2 separate regions of the Homo sapiens genome follow, and region 2 is linked to region 1. A link is a loop called in an ENCODE intact Hi-C map of the cell type or tissue named here. Cell type or tissue: adrenal gland. All regions are shown on one strand. Links, peaks and the distances in the headings refer to the core of each region. The heading gives the core; the rest is flanking DNA.

Evidence for each region. Hi-C counts contacts between places; a loop is a spot of excess contacts. Peaks named below come from ENCODE experiments on the same cell type or tissue, not always from the same donor. Only the 100,000 strongest peaks of a DNase experiment are listed, where the experiment ranks them.
Region 2: it touches region 1 in a loop (2.1-fold over the local background); 3 of 110 quality-filtered maps call a loop at or near these places.

Annotation. Positions count from the first base shown.
Region 1 is chr19:46,824,965-46,835,878 of GRCh38, forward strand. It overlaps SNAR-E (small NF90 (ILF3) associated RNA E), which reads right to left and starts at 5,740; the gene lies at 5,621-5,740. In adrenal gland, for the core only: a CTCF peak has its summit at 5,050; a DNase peak (open chromatin) is centred at 5,092; H3K4me3 peaks cover 689 bases; H3K27ac peaks cover 618 bases.
Region 2 is chr19:46,625,602-46,634,869 of GRCh38, forward strand. It overlaps GNG8 (G protein subunit gamma 8), which reads right to left. Exons shown (of 3, transcript NM_033258.2): 2 at 8,998-9,124; 3 at 8,352-8,603. The coding sequence starts at 9,081. The coding sequence ends at 8,475. Among named protein-coding and RNA genes, the nearest start is that of PTGIR, 5.1 kb to the left of the region's middle. RefSeq lists an enhancer at 1-203 and a silencer at 8,610-8,919. In adrenal gland, for the core only: no CTCF peak of the experiment used is centred there; DNase peaks (open chromatin) are centred at 1,000, 4,370, 5,396, 6,234 and 3 weaker places; H3K27ac peaks cover 3,633 bases.

The sequences.
Region 1 (10,914 bases), core at 1,147-9,146:
GGCTGTCACTCTCAGCTGACTGAGACTTACTCTTGCTTCCCATTTCACTGAGAAGAAGGAAGTCATTGGAGTAGGGACTTTTGGGAACTCCCCACACCAACACCACCACCACCTGCCTTGGCGCCCACGCACCCCTTCCTCCCAGATGCCTCTCGTGTGCTTGGATAATCCCAGCTGCGCCTTCCATCCCTCTCCCATCTCTTTCCTGCATCTTCCGGTTTCCCCTTGTCTGTTGCATCATCCCCATCAGCATAAAACTGATGATTTGAGCTGAGCGCGGTGGCTCACACTTGTAATCACAGCACTTTGGGAGGCTGAGGCGGGCGGATCACTTGAGGTCAGGAGTTTGAGACCAGCCTGACGAACATGGCGAAACCCAGTCTCCACTAAAAATACAAAAAATTAGCGGGGTATGGTGGCGGGCGCCTGTGGTCCCAGCTAGTTGGGAGGCTGAGGCAGGAGAATCGCTGGAGCCCAGGAGGCAAAGGTTGCGGTGAGCCGAGATCGCACAACTGCACTCCAGCCTGGGCATCTGTCTCAAAACAAAACAAAACAAAACAAAACAAAAACCTGCTGTGATATCATCCACTCCACCAAACACCCTCCAATCTCATTCCCCCCTCTAGCGACTATTTCTCTTCTCCCTTTATAGCAAAACTTCCTCTAAGGTTTTTTTTTTGTTTTTTTTTTTTTTATTCAACATTATCATCAGACACTTATATTTAGCCATCAACAGCATGGGTGCAAAACAAAAATCTACATTAAAACCCTTTGTTGGAATGCTTTGCACTTTCCACAGAAGAGAAACTGAAATAACCTGTTATACGATTAGTCACAAATACAGTCCTGGAGTTTTTTGTTTTTGTTTTTTGTCCATATACATGAGTATTGTCTCCAATACATCTTCCACTGGGTATGGTGGCTCATGCCTGCAATCCCAGCACTTTGGAAGGCTAAGGCGGGAGGATTGCTTAAGCCAGGGAGTTTGAGATCAGCCTAGGCAACATAGTGGAACTTCGTCTTTAAAAAATATTAAAAAATCAGGAGCCGAGGGTGGTGGCTCACGCCTGTAATCCCAGCACCTTGGGAGGCTGAGGTGGGTGGATGATTTGAAGTCAGGAGTTCAAGACCAGCCTGACCAACATAGTGAAACCCCATCTCGACTAAAAATATTTTAAAAATAGCCGGATGTGGTGGTTCACGCCTGTAATCCCAGGTACTCGGGAGGCTGAGGCAGGAGACTCCCATGAACTAAGGAGGCAGAGCTTGCAGTGAGCTCCAGCCTGGGCGATGGAGGGAGACTGTGTCTCAAAAAAAAAAAAAAAAAATAGGCAGGCATGGCGGCACGCACCTGTGGTCCCAGCTACTCGGGAAGCTGGGGTGAGAGGATTGCTTGAGCCCAGGGGTTGAGACTGCAGTGAGCTGTGATCATGCCACTGCACTCCAGCCTTGTCAACAGAGTGAGAGCCTGTCTCAAATCAAACACGGCCGGGCGCGGTGGCGCATGCCTGTAATCCCAGCACTTTGGGAGGCCGAGGCAGGCGGATCACAAGGTTGGGAGATCAAGACCATCCTGGCTAACACGGTGAAACCCCGTCTCTACTAAAAAATATTAAAAAAAATTAGCCGGGCGTGGTGGCTGGCACCTGTAAATCTCAGCTACTCAGGAGGCTGAGGCAGGAGAATGGCGTGAACCCGGGAGGTGGAGCTTGCAGTGAGCCGAGATCGCGCCACTGCACTCCAGCCTGGGCGACAGAGCGAGACTCCGTCTCAAAAAAAGCAAACAAACACAAAAAACACACCTTCTTCATAACAGACAGGCCCTGCCACCCCTGTGCCTGGCTGAGTTCACAAGTCTGTTTGTAACCTGAGCTTCCCTGTCATTTCCCTGGCTCTGTCTGCTGGCTAAGCTTCATTTCCCCAAAGTAACTAAAGCTTTCTGCCACCGCCCTGGCCACCAGGGCTGCTGGAACTGCCATAGCCATCTTGGTTTCATGTTTTGGCAAAATATTGGCCTCCATCACCATAGGGGCCAGGGCTTCTGCCTCCAAATCCTCCTCCCTTCATGGATCCAAAATTCGAAGACTGATTGCTGTTATGGCCAAGATTACTACAGCTTTTGCCACCTCCAAAACTACTTCCATCATTACTGTGATGGGGTTTTGTTTGTTTGTTTGTATTTGTTTTTTTGTTTTTTTGTTTTTGTTTTTGACAGAGTCTTGCTGTGTCGCCCAGGCTGGAGTGCAGTGGCACGATCTCGGCTCACTGCAACCTCCACCTATGGGTTCACACCATTCTCCTGCCTCAGCCTCCCAAGTAGGTGGGACTACAGGTGCCCACCACCACATCTGGCTAACTTTTGTATTTTGTATCTCTTCCTGAAACACCTGTGCAGACACAAACAGAAATAATGTTTTACCAGCTATGTGGGCACCCCTTAACCCAATCAAGTTGACACATACAATAAACCATCACTGCTGGGTGCAGCGGCCCACGTCTGTCATCTCAGCACTTTGGGAGGCCGAGCCACGTGGATCACCTGAGGTCAGGAGTTTGAGGCCAATCTGGCCAATATGGCGAAACCCTGTCCCTACTAATAATACAAAAATTAGCCAAGCGTGGTGGCAGGCGCTTGTAGTCCCAGCTACTCGGGAGGCTGAGGCAGGAGGGTTGCTTGAACCTGGGAGGCAGAGGTTGCAGTGAGCCGAGATCACGCCATTGCACTCTAGCCTGGGCGACACAGCAAGACTCTGTCACAAACAAAGAAACAGACAATTAGCCAGGCGTGGTGGCGCATGCCTGTAATCCCAGCTACTTGGGAGGCTGAGGCAGAAGAGTCGATTGAACCCGGGAGGGAGAGGTTGCAGTGAGCCGAGATCACGCCATTGCACTCCAGCCTGGGCGACACAGCAAGACTCTGTCACAAACAAAGAAACACAATTAGCCGGGCGTGGTGGCCCATGCCTGTAATCCCAGCTACTTGGGAGGCTGAGGCAGAAGAATCGCTTGAACCCGGGAGGCGGAGGTTGCAGTGAGCCGAGATCGTGCCATTGCACTCCAGCCTGGGTAACAAAAACAAAACTCCATCTCAAAAAAAAAAAAGAAGAAGAAGAGGAAGAAGGCCAGGCGCAGGGGCTTGCACCTGTAATCCCAGCACTTTGGGAGGCTGAGGCGGGCAGACCACTTGAGCTCAGGAGTTCGAGACCATCCTGGCCAACATGGTGAAACCCTGTCTCTGCTAAAAGTACAAAAAAAATTAACTGGGTGTGGTGGCACATGCCTGTGGTCCCAGCTACTTGTGAGGCTGAGGCAGGAGAATCGCTTGCACTGAGGAGGCAGAGGTTGCAGTGAGCCGAGATCACGCTACTGCACTCCAGCCTGGCCACAGAGCAAGGCTCTGTCTCAAAAAAAGAAATAATAATCTTTTGGATGTTGTTCTTCAGTGTCCTCTAATGCCATCAACAAAGATACTTTTATATATATACACACATATAGATATGTATATATATATATGTATAGCATAGTTATCAAATTTAGGAGATTAAATACTGATGTATTACATTTTATTTAATATGAAATCTATGATAAGAGGAAGAAATCATACACACAGTTGACAGTTCAGATTTATAAAAAGCATAAAATTAGCATAGATAAATTATTGATGACTAATGACACTAGCTATAAGTTTCTACTGTAGAATACGTCACACCGTGAATGTGGGTCATTTTTTCCGCCACTAGACTGAGTCATTGAGCACAGAAGATACATCAATTTTATGTGTTAGCAACATGTACAATTCTTTTTTTTTCTTTATTTCTTCTAAAAAAAAAACAGGATACATGTACAGAACGTGCAGGTTTGTCACGTAGGTATATGTGTGCCATGGTGGTTTGCTGCACCTGTTGGCCTGTCCTCAAAGTTCCCTCCACTCACCCGATCCTTTTTTCTTTTTTTTTTTTTTTTTTTGAGATAGGGTCTCGCTCTGTCTCCCAGGCTAGAGTGCAGTGGTGTGATCACAGCTCACTGCAGCCTCGCGTCCAACTCTTGGGCTCAAATGATCCTCCCACCTCAGCCTCCCAAGTAGCTGGGATTACAGGCAGGAGCCACCATGCTTGGCTAGTTGAATTTAATTTTTATTTATTTATTTATTTATTTTTTTCATAGAGACAGGGCCTTGCTATTTTACTCACGCTGGTCTCAAACTCCTCGGCTCAAATGATCCTCCTGCCTCAGCCTCCCAAATCTGGGATTAGACGTGAGCCACTATGCCCAGCCCAGAGCATTTTTATCACCCAAAAATGAAACTCCACAAACATTAAGTAAACACTCCCTGCTCTCCTCTTCCCCCAGCCTCGGGCAACCACTAATCTACCATCTGTCTCTGTGCTGTACATTTCATGTGAATGGAATTCTGTGCTAGGTGGCCTCTTGTGTCTGGCTTCTTTCACTCAGCATCACATCTTCGAGGTTCACTCATGTTGTAGCATGCGTCAGTGCTGCATTTTTTTCTTTCTTCTTTTTTTTTTTTTTTTTTTTTTGAGATGGAGTCTCGCTCTGTCACCCAGGCTGGAGTGCAGTGGCACGATCTCAGCTCACTGCAACCTCCACCTCCCGGGTTCAAACGATTCTCCTGCTTCAGCCTCCTGAGTACCTGGGACTACAGGCACGTGCCACCACGCCCGGCTAATTTTTTTTGTATTTTTAGTAGAGATGCGGTTTCACCATATTGTCCAGGCTGGTCCCGAACTCCTGACCTAGTGATCCGCCTGCCTCGGCCTCCCAAAGTGCTGGGATTACAGGTGTGAGCCACCGCGCCTGGCTGAGTTCTGTACTTTTAAGCTTTTCTCTTGACATAAAATTCAGACGCGAAATGCAGTTTCCGTGCAGTGAGGCACACAAACACCTTTGCTGTGGATTCCCCATTTCGCACATGGGAACAGATGCATTTTCCCAGGCAATTAAATACCAAGGACTTCCTGAAGGCACTGAGTGTCCAGGCCACCGAGTTTGTCCTTGAGTAGCTGTAAACACCCTCACCCCCGGGTATCCAGGAATCTGCCCGATGCCCTGGTGGCCAGCTCCAGGCATTAACAGCTTCCTCCCCATTTCCAGCAGTTTCCTTCAGTTACTGAGTGGAAAGTTACTGAGTCAGAGGCTGCGGAGATGAGGTTCCTTGGCAGATGGCTTTCATTTTTACCTCTCCCTACCTCCCTGTCGTCCACACAGCCCCAACACACACACACACACACACACACACACACACACACACACACACACTTACACACACACAGACCTGTTTTCTTTTTCTTTTTTTTTTTTTTTGAGACGGAGTCTCGCTCTTTCGCCCAGGCTGGACTGCAGTGGCGCTGTCTTGGCTCACTGCAAGCTCCGCCTCCCGGGTTCACGCCATTCTCCTGCCTCAGCCTCCCGAGTTGCTGGGACTACAGGCGCCCGCCACTACGCCCGGCTAATTTTTTTTGTATTTTTAGTAGAGACGGGGTTTCACCGTGTTAGCCAGGATGGTCTCGATCTCCTGACCTCGTGATCCGCCCGCCTCAGCCTCCCAAAGTGCTGGGATTACAGGCGTGAGCCACCGCGCCCGGCCTTTTTTTTTTTTTTTAATTTTTTTTTTTTTTTCAACCCATGTGGACCAGGTTGGCCTCGAACTCGTGCCCTCGAACCCTCGCCTCCCTGAGGGTCCGAGGGCCCGCGCAACCGGCTGGAGCCACAATGGCTCCACCTGTTTTCTTATCTACAAAACATCTGTTTTTATTTAATATACATCATTTTATTTAATATGGGAGGGAGAAGAACAGCAGAAATAGCTCCTTAAAGCCCCGTTCTACAGGATGTAGTGGGGAAGAGGGAAGCTCTGACGTTAGTCTCTCCCTTCATCCATTTCTTTTATAAACTGCCTGCTCTATTTTTATAAACATTTTGTCCTGGATAAACCTTCCCAAAGGCCATAATATACAATGAAGAAAGACTAACAGAAAGCAAAACACTAAACCCTTCTTCCTGAAAAAAGATACCACATACAAAGTCAAAAGACAAAAGCAGCCTGGGGGGAATGTTTGTGACATGTATGACAGACTGTGGATCCACAATAAATAAAGAGCTACTACAAATAAACAAGAAAATGACAAACAGCACAGGAGGAAAATGGTCAAAAGGTTTGTACCAACACAGAAGAGGAATATGAATGACTAGTAATGTTCGACCTCATTGGTAACCAGGCACAATAAAATAAACATAGTGAGATCGCACAGTAGCAAAGCTACATGGAAACAGGGGGTCTCCTCCTATGCTACCAGAGAGTAAAAATCAGCACAGCCCGTTTGGAGAGCAATTGGGGTGAACCTATCAAATGACCTGTTACAGATACATGTACCCTTCAGCCCAGAGATTCATTTCCAGGTACTTACCCTCCACATGTATGTGAAAATGCACGTGGGCAAAGACATTCTTTCATCTTCATTAGGAGGAGCCACGCAGGCCTGGTTAAGTAACATAGGATGCACCCACATAACGGGATTCCACACAGACTATACACAGAATCACCTCCAAGATGCACTGATAGCAAGCTGCAGAACCACATACGGTGTGATCCTAAGACATCGAAAAAACCAGTTATATCCTCACAAGTACGTGCATGAAATTTATTTATGTATTTATGTGTTTTATTTATTAATTTGTTTCCAATATGGAGCTTCGCTCTGTTGCCTAGGCTGGAGTGCAATAGCACAATCTTGGCTCACTGCAACCTCCGCCTCCCGGGTTCAAGCGATTCTCCTGCCTCAGCCTCCCAAGTAGCTGGGATTACAGGGATGCGCTACCACATCGGCTAATTTTTTGTATTTAGTAGAGATGTGGTTTCACCATGTTGGCCAGGCTGGTCCACCCACCTCGGCCTCCCAAAGTGCGGGGATTACAGATGTAAGCCACTGTGCCTGGCCTTATTTCTTTATTTTGAGATAGGGTTTGTTCTGTTGACCAGGCTGGAGTGCAGTAGCTAGATCTTGGCTCTCTGCAGCCTCAATACCTTGGGCTCAAGCAATCCTCCCATCTCAGCCTCCCAAGTAGCTGGGATCGCAGGTGTGATACCTACCATGTCCAGGATATTTTTCTTTTTTTTTTTTTTGGTGGAGATGGGGGTCTCACTATGTTGCTCAGGCTGGACACGAACTCCTGGCCTCAAGCAATCCTCCTGCCCTGGCCTCCCGAAGTGCTGGGATTATAGGTACGAGCCACTGCGCCTGGCCGGGTTCATTCCTTTTCAATGTTGAGGAGTGCTCCATTGCCTGGAGGGGCCAGAGTTTGTTTTTCTATTCATTTTTGAAGAATATTTAGGTTGTTTCCAGTTTTTGGTGAATAAAACCACTATAAACATTCGTGTGGCCAGGCATGGTGGCTCACGCCTGTAATCCCAGCACTTTGGGAGGCCGAGGTGGGCGGATCATGAGGTCAGGAGATCAAGACCATCCTGGCTAACACGGTGAAACTTGTCTCTACTAAACAAAATACGAAAATTAGCCGGGCGTGGTGGCAGGCACCTATAGTCCCAGCTACTTGGGAGGCTGAGGCAGGAGAATGGCATGAACCTGGGAGGCGGAGCTTGTAGTGAGCCGAGATCGCATCACTGCACTCCAGCCTGGGAGACAGAGCAAGACTCTCTCTCTCAAAAAAAAAAATTCTTGTGCATTTTCGTTGTTTTTCTGTTTACAACTACAAGGTAAATGTCATTCATTCAGGTGTTTTGTAACATCTTTGTTGACATATATTTACATACCATTCAATTCACTTATTTAAAATGTATACTTCGGCCAAGCGCGGTGGCTCACGCCTGTAATCCCAGCACTTTGGGAGCAGGAGGGGGGTGGATCACGAGGTCAGGAGATTGAGACCATCCTGGCCAACATGGGGAAACCCTGTCTCTACTAAAAATACAAAAATTAGCTGGGCGTGGTGGCGTGCGCCTGTAGTCCCAGCTACTTGGGAGGCTGAGGCAGGAGAATCCCTTGAACCCGGGAGGTGGAGGTTGCAGTGAGCCGAGACTGTGTCACTGCACTCCAGCCTAGCGACAGAGGGAGACTCCACTAAAAAAAAAAAAGTATACGGCCGGCCGCAGTGACTCACACCTGTAATCCCAGCACTTTGGGAGGCCAAGGCGAGTGGATCACGTGAGGTCAGGAGTTCGAGACCAGCCTGGCCAACATGGTGAAACCCTGTCTCTACTAAAAAAAACACACAAAAAAATTAGCCAGGCATGGTGGCATGTGCCTGAAGTCCCAGCTACTTGGGAGGCTGAGGCAGGAGAATCGCTTGAACCCGGGAGGTGGATGTTGCAGTGAGCTGAGATCATTGCGATCATGCCATTGCATTTTAGCCTGGGCAACAGAGCGAAATTCCCTCACAAAAAAAAAGAAAAGAAAAGAAGTTAAGAAAGACAGAAAAGAAAAGGAAAAGAGAAGAGAAGAGAAGAGAAGAGAAAAGAAAAGAAAAGAAAAAGTAAAGAAAGAAAAGAAACCCAAGCCAGGTTCAGTGGCTTGCGCCTGTAATCCCCGCCCCTCAGAAGGCCAGGGCATACCAAAGTTATTGAAATAAGAAATCAAGAAAGAGAGAAAAAAAAAAGAAAGAAAAACAAGTAAAAAGGAGGCTGAAGCAGGAGGATTGCTCAAGGCCAGGAGTTTGAGACCAGCCTGAGCAACATAGCGAGACCCTGTCTCGAAGAAAAATAATTTTAAAATTGGCCAGGTTTAAAACAGGCACAGTGGTTCACGCCTGTAATCTCAGCACTTTGGGAGGCCGAGGCGGGCAGATCACGAGGTCAGGAGATCGAGACCATCCTGGCTAACGTGGTGAAACCCCGTCTCTACTAAAAAATACAAAAGATTAGCCAGGCGTGGTGGGCACCTGTAGTCCCAGCTACTCGGGAGGCTGAGGCAGAAGAATGGCGTGAACCCGGGAGGCAGAGCTTGCAGTGAGCCGAGATTGTGCCACTGCACTCCAGCCTGGGCGACAGAGCAAGATTCTGTCTCAAAAAAAAAAAAAATTAAAATTAAAGTTTTTAAAAAAATTGGCCAGGTGTGGTGATGCACACCTGTAGTACAAGATACTCGGGAGGCTGAGGGAGGAGGATCACTGGAGCCCAAGAAGTCGAGGCTGCAATGAGCTATGATCACACCACTGTCTGGCAGACAGAGTGAGACCCTGTCTTCTAAAAACAAAACAAAACAAGAAAGAACCCCAGTACCCTTTAGCTATCATCTCCCTCCCATTTCCCCTGGGTTCTGACAACCCGTCATCATTTTCTGTCTCTCTGCACTTGCCTTTTCTGCATGTTTCCTATAATGGATCATTCAATATCCGGCCTTTTGTGTCTGGCTTCTTTCACTTAGCTTAATGTTTTCCAGCTTCATCCATGTCAAGTGTTACAGTAGCTAGTTAGGCACATTTTTTTTTTCTTTTTTTTTGACGAAGTTTCACTCTTGTTACCCAGGCTGGAGTGCAATGGCGTGATCTCAGCTCACTGCAACCTCCACCCTCCAGGTTCCAGCAATTCTGCTGCCTCAGCCTCCCAAGTAGCTGGGATTACAGGCATGCGCCACCACGCCCGGATACTTTTGTATTTTTAGTAGAGACGGGGTTTCACCACGTTGGCCAAACTCCTGACCTCAGGTGATCCGCCTGCCTCGGCCTCCAAAAGTGCTGGGATTACAGGCACGAGCCACTGCACCCAAGCTCTGCTCCCAATTCTTGACCTCTTACATCAGATTTGGCACAAAACTGTCCCATGCCCCACATATTAAATGATCCTATTTATATGAACTGCCCAGGCAAATCCAATAAGACACAAAGTGGAGTAGTGGTTGCCAGGTGCTAGGGGAATTGAGGGGTGATGGCTGAAGGATAAGGTTTCTTTTTGGGGTGATAAAAATATTCTAAAATGGGTTGTGATGATAGTTACCCAACTCTGTGAATATAACAAAAACCACTGAATTGTAATACCATAAATGGGTGAATTGTATGTATCCCAAAAAAGCTGTTACCACCATCCCCCAGGTTCTCCAAAATGAAACATCCTTCCCATAGCGGGCATCAGACACAGAATAAACCCGAGCAGGCCCTGTGTGATCGGACTTCCCCTCCCATCCCCAGTCCCACTCTGAACCATCTCGAACCCCCTTCTGCTTACTCTGTTCCAGCCACACTGGCCTTCTTGCAAGTTCTGCCTCAGGGCCTTTGCACTTGCTGTTCCATCGGCTAGAATCCTCTCTCTGGTTAACTCGGCTAGCAGAGTGTGATTTTGACCTTAACAAAACCAATCTCCCCTCCCCTCCCCTCCCCTCTCCTTTCCTTTCCTTTCTTCTTTTGAGACAGGTTTCACCATGTTGGACAGACTGGTCTTGAACACCTGGGCTCAAGTGATCCGTCCACCTCGTTCTCCCAAAGTGTTGGGATTACAGGTGTGAACCATCATGCTCGGCCCAAATTCTTTTCTTTTCTTTTTTTTTTTTTTTTTGGGACAAAAAGAGTCTCACTCTGTCGCCCAGACTGGAGTACAGTGGCACTATCTCGGCTCACTGCAACCCAGCCTCCTGGGTTCAAGTGATTCTCATGCCTCAGCCTCCTGAGTAGCTGGGATTATCGGTGCCCAACACCACACTTGGCTAATTTTTGTACTTTTAGTAGAGATGGGGTTTTGTCACGTTGGCTAGGCTGGTCTTGAACTCCTGATCTCAAGTGATCTGCCACCTTGGCCTCCTAAAATGCTGGGATTATAGATGTGAGCCACTGCGCCCAGCCCCCAGTTCTTACATAGACACCATATAAGTGGCAGGCAGAATAATAGCACGCCCTAAATGTCCACATCCTCATCTCCGGAACCTGTAGATGTGTTGTCTTACACAGTAA
Region 2 (9,268 bases), core at 1-8,000, 200 kb before region 1:
CTGATGTAGTGTTTTCCAGACACCACTGAGAGTTCTGGTCCCTGGACACAATTCACTCCTTCCAGAAAGCTGAGGAAGGAGGCTTGGCCAGAGAGAGACATGCCAGTCCCTCGAGCCTGTCCCTGGGCACCCAGCTCACCCTGCAGAGACCCGAGAAGAAAGCATGAAGGGGTGTATTTGGTGTCCAGTTGTCAGGGACAGGCTTGGGAGACTTCCATGGCCCATGATGGAAAGGTAGCACTGGGCCACCGTCCGACTTCTCGCACAGCACCCCTAGGCCCCAGGCCAAGCTCTGGTGACCTTGACCTTCAGGAATCATATTTTGATCACAGGAAGCTGTCCACAGCTCCAACATTGCTGCCATGTGTCCCCCACCCTCCCCAAACACAGCCAAGCCACCACCGCTGCAGCCTCGGGCCAGTGTGACAGACCCACATGTTCCCGCTACCCGCACAGCGTTCACGGGTCTCCCTTCCCACGGAGTCGGTGGCTTCCCAGGCAGCCTCCCAGCCCAAAAGGGCCAGATAAAACCTCAGAGACCCTCTCTGAGCCCCGCTGTTTCTCAGGGGGACGGTCTCAGATCCATTCGACTTGGCTTCCTGTTTCCATCTGACCACCTTTTTTCTTGCTGCGAGATGGTCCCAGGTGAGGAGAGGGAGCTGGTAGACTTCAGCCTCCTTCTCTGTGCGTGGGGTAACACGGGCCTCAGGGACCTGGTGGCCAGCCTCGGCCTGCAGCACATCCCAGATTGGTCTTTGTAACAAGGAGAGAGGCTGTGCGGGTGTCTCTTGTCCAAGGCCAGGAGGGATGTGTCCAACCCAAGGACTGGACTGTGGGCAGCTGCCGTCTTGCCCTCTGTACCCCGGTGTGTGACCACAACCCCTTTGCCCCTCCCCCCCATCTCCCTATCACCCTTGCCCAGCTGGCACCCGCAGCTTCCAGCAGGATGGACGCCCAAGTTCCAGCCCCACCGTGGCTCCCTAAGGGACCCCCCAGCCCTGCTCTGGGGGTGCCTGTACATGTGGGCTCCAGGTCCTGCCACGTTGTCCCGCCTCATGCCGTGAGGTCCCCAGACAGACCAGAGGGAACTCAGGAAGTTATATCATATTAATGAAGGATGATGCCTGGCAGGCGTGCATCTTGTTTCGGCATCGGGGGGGCCTCTGGTTCCCGGAGACTCCCTCTCTCGCTTCCTGTTACAAGGACGGTTAACATTCAGGAAGTCCCCTCTGCTCCCATGCCCAGTGGGACCACAGTCAAACCCTTGTCCCTTCCAGGCCTCAGTTTCTTTTTTGTTGTTGTTTTTCTTTTTGCTTGTTTGTTTTTGTTTTGAGATGGAATCTTGCTCTGTCACCCAGGCTGGAGTACACTGGCATGATCTCAGCTCACTGCAACCTCCGCCTCCCGGGTTCAAGCGACTCTCGTGCCTCAGCCTCCCGAGTAGCTGGGATTACAGGCATGTGCCACTGCGCCCAATTTTTATATTTTTAGTAGAGGTGGGGTTTCACCATGTTGGCCAGGCTGGTCTTGAACGCCTGACCTCAGGTGATCCGCCCGCCTCGGCCTCCCATAGTGCTGGGATTACAGGCGTGAACCACCTTGCCTGGCTGTTCGTTTGTTTTTGAGACAGGGTCTTGCTCTGTCACCCAGGCTGGAGTGTAGTGCTGCAATCTCGGTTCACTGCAACCTCTACCTCTGGGGTTCAAGCGATCCTCCCACCTCAGCCTCCTGAGTAGCTGGGACTACAGGCACCCACTGCCACGCTAGCTAATTTTTGTATTTTTGTAAAGACAGGGTTTCACTGTGTCACCCAGGCTGGTCTCAAACTCCTGGACTCAAGTGATCTGCCTACCTCGGCTTCCCAAAGTGCTGGGATTATAGGCCACCACGCCTGGCCTCAGGCCTCAGTTTCCCCGCCGATGCCACTAGGAGTCATGAGCCCTCGCAACCCCAGGATCGGTTCTGTGTTCCTGCATCAGGAGCAGGTAGGGGTGGCAGTGACTGTGACTCCCTCCTAATGAGGGGACTGAGTTCCCCAGAGTCCGTACTGGCGCCAGACATGCCTCAGTCACCTTGCCCTGAAACCCAGCCTCCTGCTTGGCCGTGGCCCCAGCTAGCCGGGCCAAGCCCACAGCAGGGTCCACACGGGGGTTCCACTCCCCAGCCAGGTGCCTTGGGGTGAGAAATCACCCACGGTGCGTTGTGCCAGGGGCAGCTTCCAGGGTGGGCGGAGCTATGGAAGGAACTGCCCTGGGGGCGTGGGTCCGTAGCCTCCATCTCACACTCTCTCCACCCATGGCGAGGAACAGGACCAGGCCTCCCTGAGGGGGACCCTGAAGCAGCAGGGAAAAAGAGGAAGGACAGCTCAGAGACCACTGAGATTAGGGACGCACACACAGCACCCGGGAGGGGAGAGAGATTGAGGCTAGTGTGCTGGGGACTGTGGGTGTGTAACCGGATTGTGACTCTCTGTAGAGTTAGTGCGGCCCATGTGACCTAAGTGAGCATTTTTCTCAGCATTGATTGTGTTTGCGTGTGTATTGTGTGTATATGTGTATTGTGAGCTCGTGGGACTCTGTGTGCACATGGGCACACAGCTATGTTGTAGTTTTGTTTTGTTTTTGAGATGGAGTCTTGCTCTTTTGCCCAGGCTGGAGTGCAGTGGTGCCATCTCGGCTCACCACAACCTCCACCTCCCAGGTTCAAGTGATTCTCCTGCCTCAGCCTCCCGAGTAGCTGGGATTACAGGCACCTGCCACCACGCCCAGCTAATTTTTGTATTTTAGTACAGATGGGATTTCACTATGTTGGCCAGGCTGGTCTCAAACTCCTGATCTCAGGTGATCCGCCGGCCTCAGCCTCCCAAAGTTCTGGGATTACAGGTGTGAGCCACCGTGCGCAACCTAGTTTTTTTGAGACAGGGTTTCACTCTGTCACCCAGGCTGGAGTGCAGTGGCACGATCTCAGCTCACTGCAACCTCTACCTCCCAGGCTTAAGCAATCTTCCCACCTCAGCCTCCCAGATAGCTGGGACCACAAGTGCTCACCACCATGCCCAGCTAATACTTTTATTGTTTTGTAGAGATAGGATCCCACTATGTTGTCCAGGCTGGTCTCAAATTCATGGGCTCAAGTGATCCTCCCACCTTGGCCTCCCAACGCACTGGGATTACTGGCATGAACCATGGCACCTGGCCGAGAATGGTTTTTGGTTTTTTTGTTTGTTTGTTTGTTTGTTTGTTTGAGATGGAGTCTCACTCTGTTGCCCAGGCTGGAGTGCAGTGGTGCCATCTCCGCTCACTGTAACCTCTGCCTCCCAGGTTCAAGCGATTCTCCTGCCTCAGTCTCCCAAGTTGCTGGGACTACAGGTGCGAGCCACCATGCTCAGCTAATTTTTGTATTTTTAGTAGAGATGGGATTTCGCCATGTTGGCCAAGCTGGTCTTGAACTCCTGACCTCAAGTGATCTGCCTGCCTTGGCCTCCCAAAGTGCTGAGATTACAGGCGTGAGCCACCGCGCCTGGCTGAGGATGGGTTTTGAAGTTCATCTCCACCACTCACCAGTCAGTCACCATGTGACCTGAGAAAATGACTTCCCCTAGCAAAGCTTTGATGTTCTTCGTCAAATGGCTGCCTTGACCTTGTTGGGGTGTTATGTGAAGATAAGAGACAGTTCCCCCTGCCTGCCTCCCAGGAAGCCCTCAAATAGCTGTTGATATTATTCATTCAACAAACCGTAACCAGCAGTTTACTGTGTGCTAAGAGCTGGGGACACAGAGGGGCTCAGAGGGCACAGCCCAGGAAGAGTGTTCTCAAACAGGTTTGTCCACCCAGTGTGGGGATCCTGAGCAGGGGTGCCTGCATCTGTTTTTTTTTGTTGTTGTTGTTCTGAGATGGAATCTCGCTCTGTCGCCCAGGCTGGAGTGCAGTGGCGAGATCTCAGCTCACTGCAACCTCCACCTCCCGAGCTCAAGCGATGCTCCTGCCTCAGCCTCCTGAGTAGCTGGGACTTCAGGTGCCCGCCACCATGCCTGACTAATTTTTGTATTTTTAGTAGAGGCGGGATTTCGCCATGTTGGCCAGGCTGGTCTCGAACTCATGACCTCAAGTGATCCGCCCAACTTGGCCTCACAAAGTGCTGGGATTACAGGCTTGACCCATCACGCCCAGCCCAGGCCTGCATCTGGAAGTGCCGCAGACCTAAGATCCTGGCTTGCCCTGGGCCTGACCCTCTCCGGACTCCCTGGTTTCCGTCCTCCTGGCTCTGGCCCTGGGAGGAAGTGGGCCTTATCTCATGTTCTGCACACACGCACCACCAGCTGCTCGTGCCTGCCAGGCCTCCCGTCTGCCTGCTGTGCCCTCTCACTGCTTTGAGAAACTGCTATGTGTGTCCCAGACCTGTCTCGCCTTGGCTGGTTCCAGCATCCAGAGCCAGAGGCCTCCTTTCTCTATCCACTCACTGCCCTCCACCGCAAATGGGCCCTGGCCTACCTTCTGGTGGCTGCACCTCACCTTGCTCCAGGGGGCATAACCCAGTCTCCTGCCTACCCTGCCTCTGAATGGGCCGTGCCCCTCACCTGGGGATCCCCTCATTTCCTAGCCTTCAAGGCCTCTTGGTCACCCCCTGAGCCTCTCCTGAGCGGTCGTCCATCAGATCCTCCCACTCCCATTCCAGTCTCAAACCCCAGCTGGTTACCTCTCCATGCCTGTTTCTCTCTCTCTCTCTCTCTTTTTTTTTTTTTTTTTTTTTTTTTTGAGATGGAGTCTTGCTCTGTCCTCAGGCTGGAGTGCACTGGTGCGATCTCGGCTCACTGCAACCTCTGCCTCCTGGGTTCAAGCGATTCTCGTGCCTCAGCCTCCCGAGTAGCTGGGATTACAGGTACACGCCACCATGCTCAGCTAATTTTTGTATTTTTAGTAGAGACGGGGTTTCACCATGTTGGCCAGGCTGTCTTGAACTCCTGACCTCAAATGATCCGCCTGCCTTGGCCTTCCAAAGTGCTGGGATTACAGGCATGAGCTACTGCGCCCGGCCCCATGCCTGTTTTCCTTGTCTGTAAAATGGGGATAAACAGAGTCACCTTGAGGGCTATCGTGAGCATTGAGCAAGATGGGACTGTTGAACTGTTCCCCTAGGAAGCGATGGCCAAGATTGCAGCTCCTGCTGGCTCTAGGCTTTCCCTCCCCCGCTGTACTCCTTCGGCCAAGCCAAGCGCTGCTCTGAGCGCCTGGGTTGGGGTGCAGCGTGCGATGTGGGTGCAGAGGGAAGACAGCCTGAAACAGGGCAGCTGAGAGCCCTTGGGGTCTGGAGGAACAAGCACCTCGCCCTGCATGCACCTCTACCTCTTGGCCTGTCTCTGACCCCCAGCATGGGCCTGGCCCCAGAGCTGACTTCACCCCTGGGGGTGGCAGGAAGCAGCAGCTGGTGACCAGAAGCTGGTGCTGCTACAAGGCAGTAAATTTAATAAGATTATTCGGATCTGTTCTCATGGAGGCTGGGCACGCAGGGACCTGCCCTGTCCCTCCTGGATTGTGACTTCTGACTTCTCCTTTCCCGTAGCCTCAGTTCCCCATCCTCCCCCTCCAGAAAGACACCTCCTTCTGGTCCCCTCTGTGTCCCACTCCCACCAGCCCTCCCTTCCCCCAACCCAGGTCCCATTCAGCTGCTTACATCTCCATAGTTTCTGTCCCCCAGGACCAGGAATGTGAAGGAGGAAGGGTTTGCACTACGCAGCTCTGAGATTCCAGGGCTCGAAGGATCTAGCTCCCAAGAGCCTAGGCTCAGGAACTCCTTACACTTCTTCTGAGATGCTGAACTCTGGAATCCTAGGGTGCAGGACCCCAGGATCTTGGCCCCATAGGATTGAAAGATGCTGGAATTCCAGCCCTCAGAGGTCCTGGGATCCTAGATTCCTTTGCATTTCAGGTTCTGAGCTGTAAGGATGCAGGATCTGTGAATTCTGGAATCCTTCTAGCTCCTTCCTGCCCAGCTTCTCTCCCCGCTCCTCCTCCACACCCTAGCTCATCTCTGGCTCACTCCCTGTCCCCCGTCTCCCCCGGGGCTCCCACAGACATGATGCAACCAGGCCGGAGCCAAGCCAGCTCAGAGGTGGGAAGCAGGAGGGAGATGTAATTACAGACGCTCCTGCCTGGATCCTACAGGAAACTCAGAGTAGGGGCCCGGGGGACCCTAATCCAATGTGAATAATGGAGCAGACTTGTGCACATTCCCCCTGTGGAGGGGAGGCCCAGCAAGCCACCTCCAGCCAGACCCAGGGTCCAGCCTCCACCAGCCCCAAGCTGGGGAGCCTGAGTATTAGACAAGATAAGAAGAGATGAGGGAGAGGAGAGGGGGTGATCCTCCAGCCCTTGGGCCAACCAGGTAAAATAATTGGCCAAACCTACAGCTTCCCTGGCCTGCATTCTCCCCATTTTCAATGGAGACACAGAACATTTCATTTTTCTTTTCTTTTCTTTGCTTTTTTTTCTTTTGAAATAGAGTCTCACTCTATTGCCCAGGCTGGAGTGCAGTGGCGTGGTCTTGTCTCACTGCAACCTCCACCTCCCAGGTTCAAGCGATTCTCCTACCTCAGCCTCCTGAGTAGCTGGGATTACACGTTCATGCCACCATGCCCAGCTAATTTTTGTCTTCTTAGTAGAGGCGGGGTTTCACCATGTTGGCCAGGCTAATCTTGAACTCCTGACCTCAAGTGATTTGCCCACCTCGGCTTCTCAAAGTGCTGGATTTATAGGCGTGACCCACCACGCCCAGCCATTTTATTTCTCATTCCTCCATAAGAAGCCCCCGACACAGGCTTCAGGTTAAATGGCAACTGGTCCCCAGCTTCCTTGACCAGAAGACAATAGGGCATGGTGGGGACTTTGGTGAGCTGGAAAGCCCAGGCACCGTCTCACAGCCTATGCGTCACCAGACCTTACAATTTCAAAGAAGACTTTGCAATTCCAGAGGAATATGGACTTTGATGTGAAATATCTGTGTTTTTCAATTGGCAGCCAAGTCAAGAACATCTTTAAACATCATGTAAAGCCATAAAAATATAACTGCGGCCAGGCGGGTGGGTCACGCTTGTAATCCCAGCACTTGGGAGGCCGAGGCAGGCGGATCACTTGAGGTCAGGAGTTCAAGACCAGCCTGGCCAACATGGTGAAACCCCACCTCTACTAAAAATACAAAAATTAGCTGGGCGTGATGGTGCATGCCTGTAATCCCAGCTACTTGGGGGGCTGAGGCAGGAGAATTCCTTGAACCTGGGAGGCGGAGGTTGCAGTGAGCCAAGATCCTGCCGCTGCACTCCAGCCTGGGTGACAGAGCGAGATTCCGTCTCTCTCTCTCTCTCTTTCTCTCTCTCTCTCTCTATAGATAGATAGATAGATAGATAGATAGATAGATAGATAGATAGATAGATCTGCAAGCTACGTATGTCCTGCAGGCCAGCAGTATGTGAATTGGAAAACAGAGGGCAGGAACCAGAGCTGTCACAGTCATCCCTTTGTCTCCAGAAAAATGACAAAATAGAAGAAGAATGAAGGAATGTACTCATTATTTTCTTTCCTCTCCCTCCCTCTAGCCATGTTTCTCTCTTCTGGGTCCCCAAATTTTATTACCACCATGTTCCAGCTCAGATGTCACCTCCTCCAGGAAGCCCTCCCTTACCTCCAAGCTGAGTCAGGAGTTATCTCTGCGCTCCCCCACCCAGCACTGCGCACTCTGGGTTTTTACCATCTGGGGACAGGTCTTTCTCTCCTACTGGACTCTGAGCCCCAAGAGGGCAGGGCAGGGCAGAGCCAAGGCTGTCTTGGTCACAGCCATGTCCCTAGCATTGCCCAGCGCTGGTCAGAGAGTAGGTACTCAGGGAGTGTTTGGAAGAATGAATGAGTGAATGAACAAGTGAGCAGGGAAAAAGTGCAGGGCTTTAGGACAGAAGTGGGCCTGCGGTAGAGGGGAACCAGGTGTGAAAACAGGAGTCGTTAAGGGGGTGAGAAGTGTGGGATGGGGACTGGGGACCCTAAGAATGTCCAAGCCAGTGGGGAGGAGAGGAGAGAGGATGGCGGAGGGGTTCAGGGAGCACTGGAGTACCCCCGTCAGCGCTCTGTTACCGCCTAGCTTTGTGACTCTGAATAAAGGACTTCCTTTGGCTCAGTTTCCTCTTGGGTATCATACAAGTAGTTAGCTGTCTTCTGGGGCTGTCGGGACCATTAAGTTCAGGATCGACCGTGGAGGAGAGAGCACCGAATACTCATCTCCTCCGAAGCTTTGGTGGAGTCGTACTCCCTCCACGTCCACCCCTACCCCCAACACACACACTCAGAAGGAATGAGAACGGACACAGCTTCCCCTACGGTGGCCCCAAGCTCTGTGCGTGCCTCAGTCTCCCTGAAAGCACAGGCACCACCACAGTTACCAAGTTTATTGGATCCATACTTTGGCAGGGGAGGGTAAGCTGTCCGGAGGGCTCAGAGCAGAACACAAAAGAGGCGCTTGTCGCGGAAGGGGTTCTCCGCGGCGGGTACTGGCGTCACCAGCGGGTCATCTTTGGCATGCGTCTCGCAGAAAGCCAGGAGTTCCGCTGCTGCCTGCGACACCTGCGAGCACCCGGGTGGAGATGTCACCGCCCTGCCCGGCTCCTTGGAGCCGCCCACTTAGGCCCCGCCTCTTGCCCTGTCCCCTCCTCCCACCTTGCCCCGCCCCATACAGGCCTTTCCCCTTGTCTTACTCCGCCCCCTCGTCCTGGCCCCTCCCCTGTCCTACCCCGCCCCTCGTCCTGGCCCCTCCCCTGCCCCATCCCTCCCCTCGTCCTGGCCCCTCCCCTGTTCTGCCCCTCCCCTCGTCCTGGCCCCTCCTCCTGCCCTGCCCCGCCCCTTGCCCAGCCCTGTTCCCAGGGGCATCCTTGCACTATGGCTCCGAGCCGGGCCGACACAGCCCCGGACAGACCGCAGGCCCAGAACCCCCGCCCTATTCCCCACCCCGACCCAGCACCTTCATGCGGTCGATGTTCACCTCCAGCTTCAGCTGTTCCACCGTCTTGCGGGCCTCGGCAATCTTGGCCATGTTGTTGGACATGGTTGCGGCGGGGAAGGGGTTAAAAGACGCGCGGGAGTGGGGGCTGTGGGGGTAGGTTAGGATACGTCTGGGTCCCGAGGTGGGGGCGAGAGGGCGGGCCCCGGTAACAGGTGCGAGGGTGGAAGGGCGCGTGAATGGGGTGGCCAGGGGCTGGTGGAGGGAGGGACAGATGAAGGGGACAGGAACA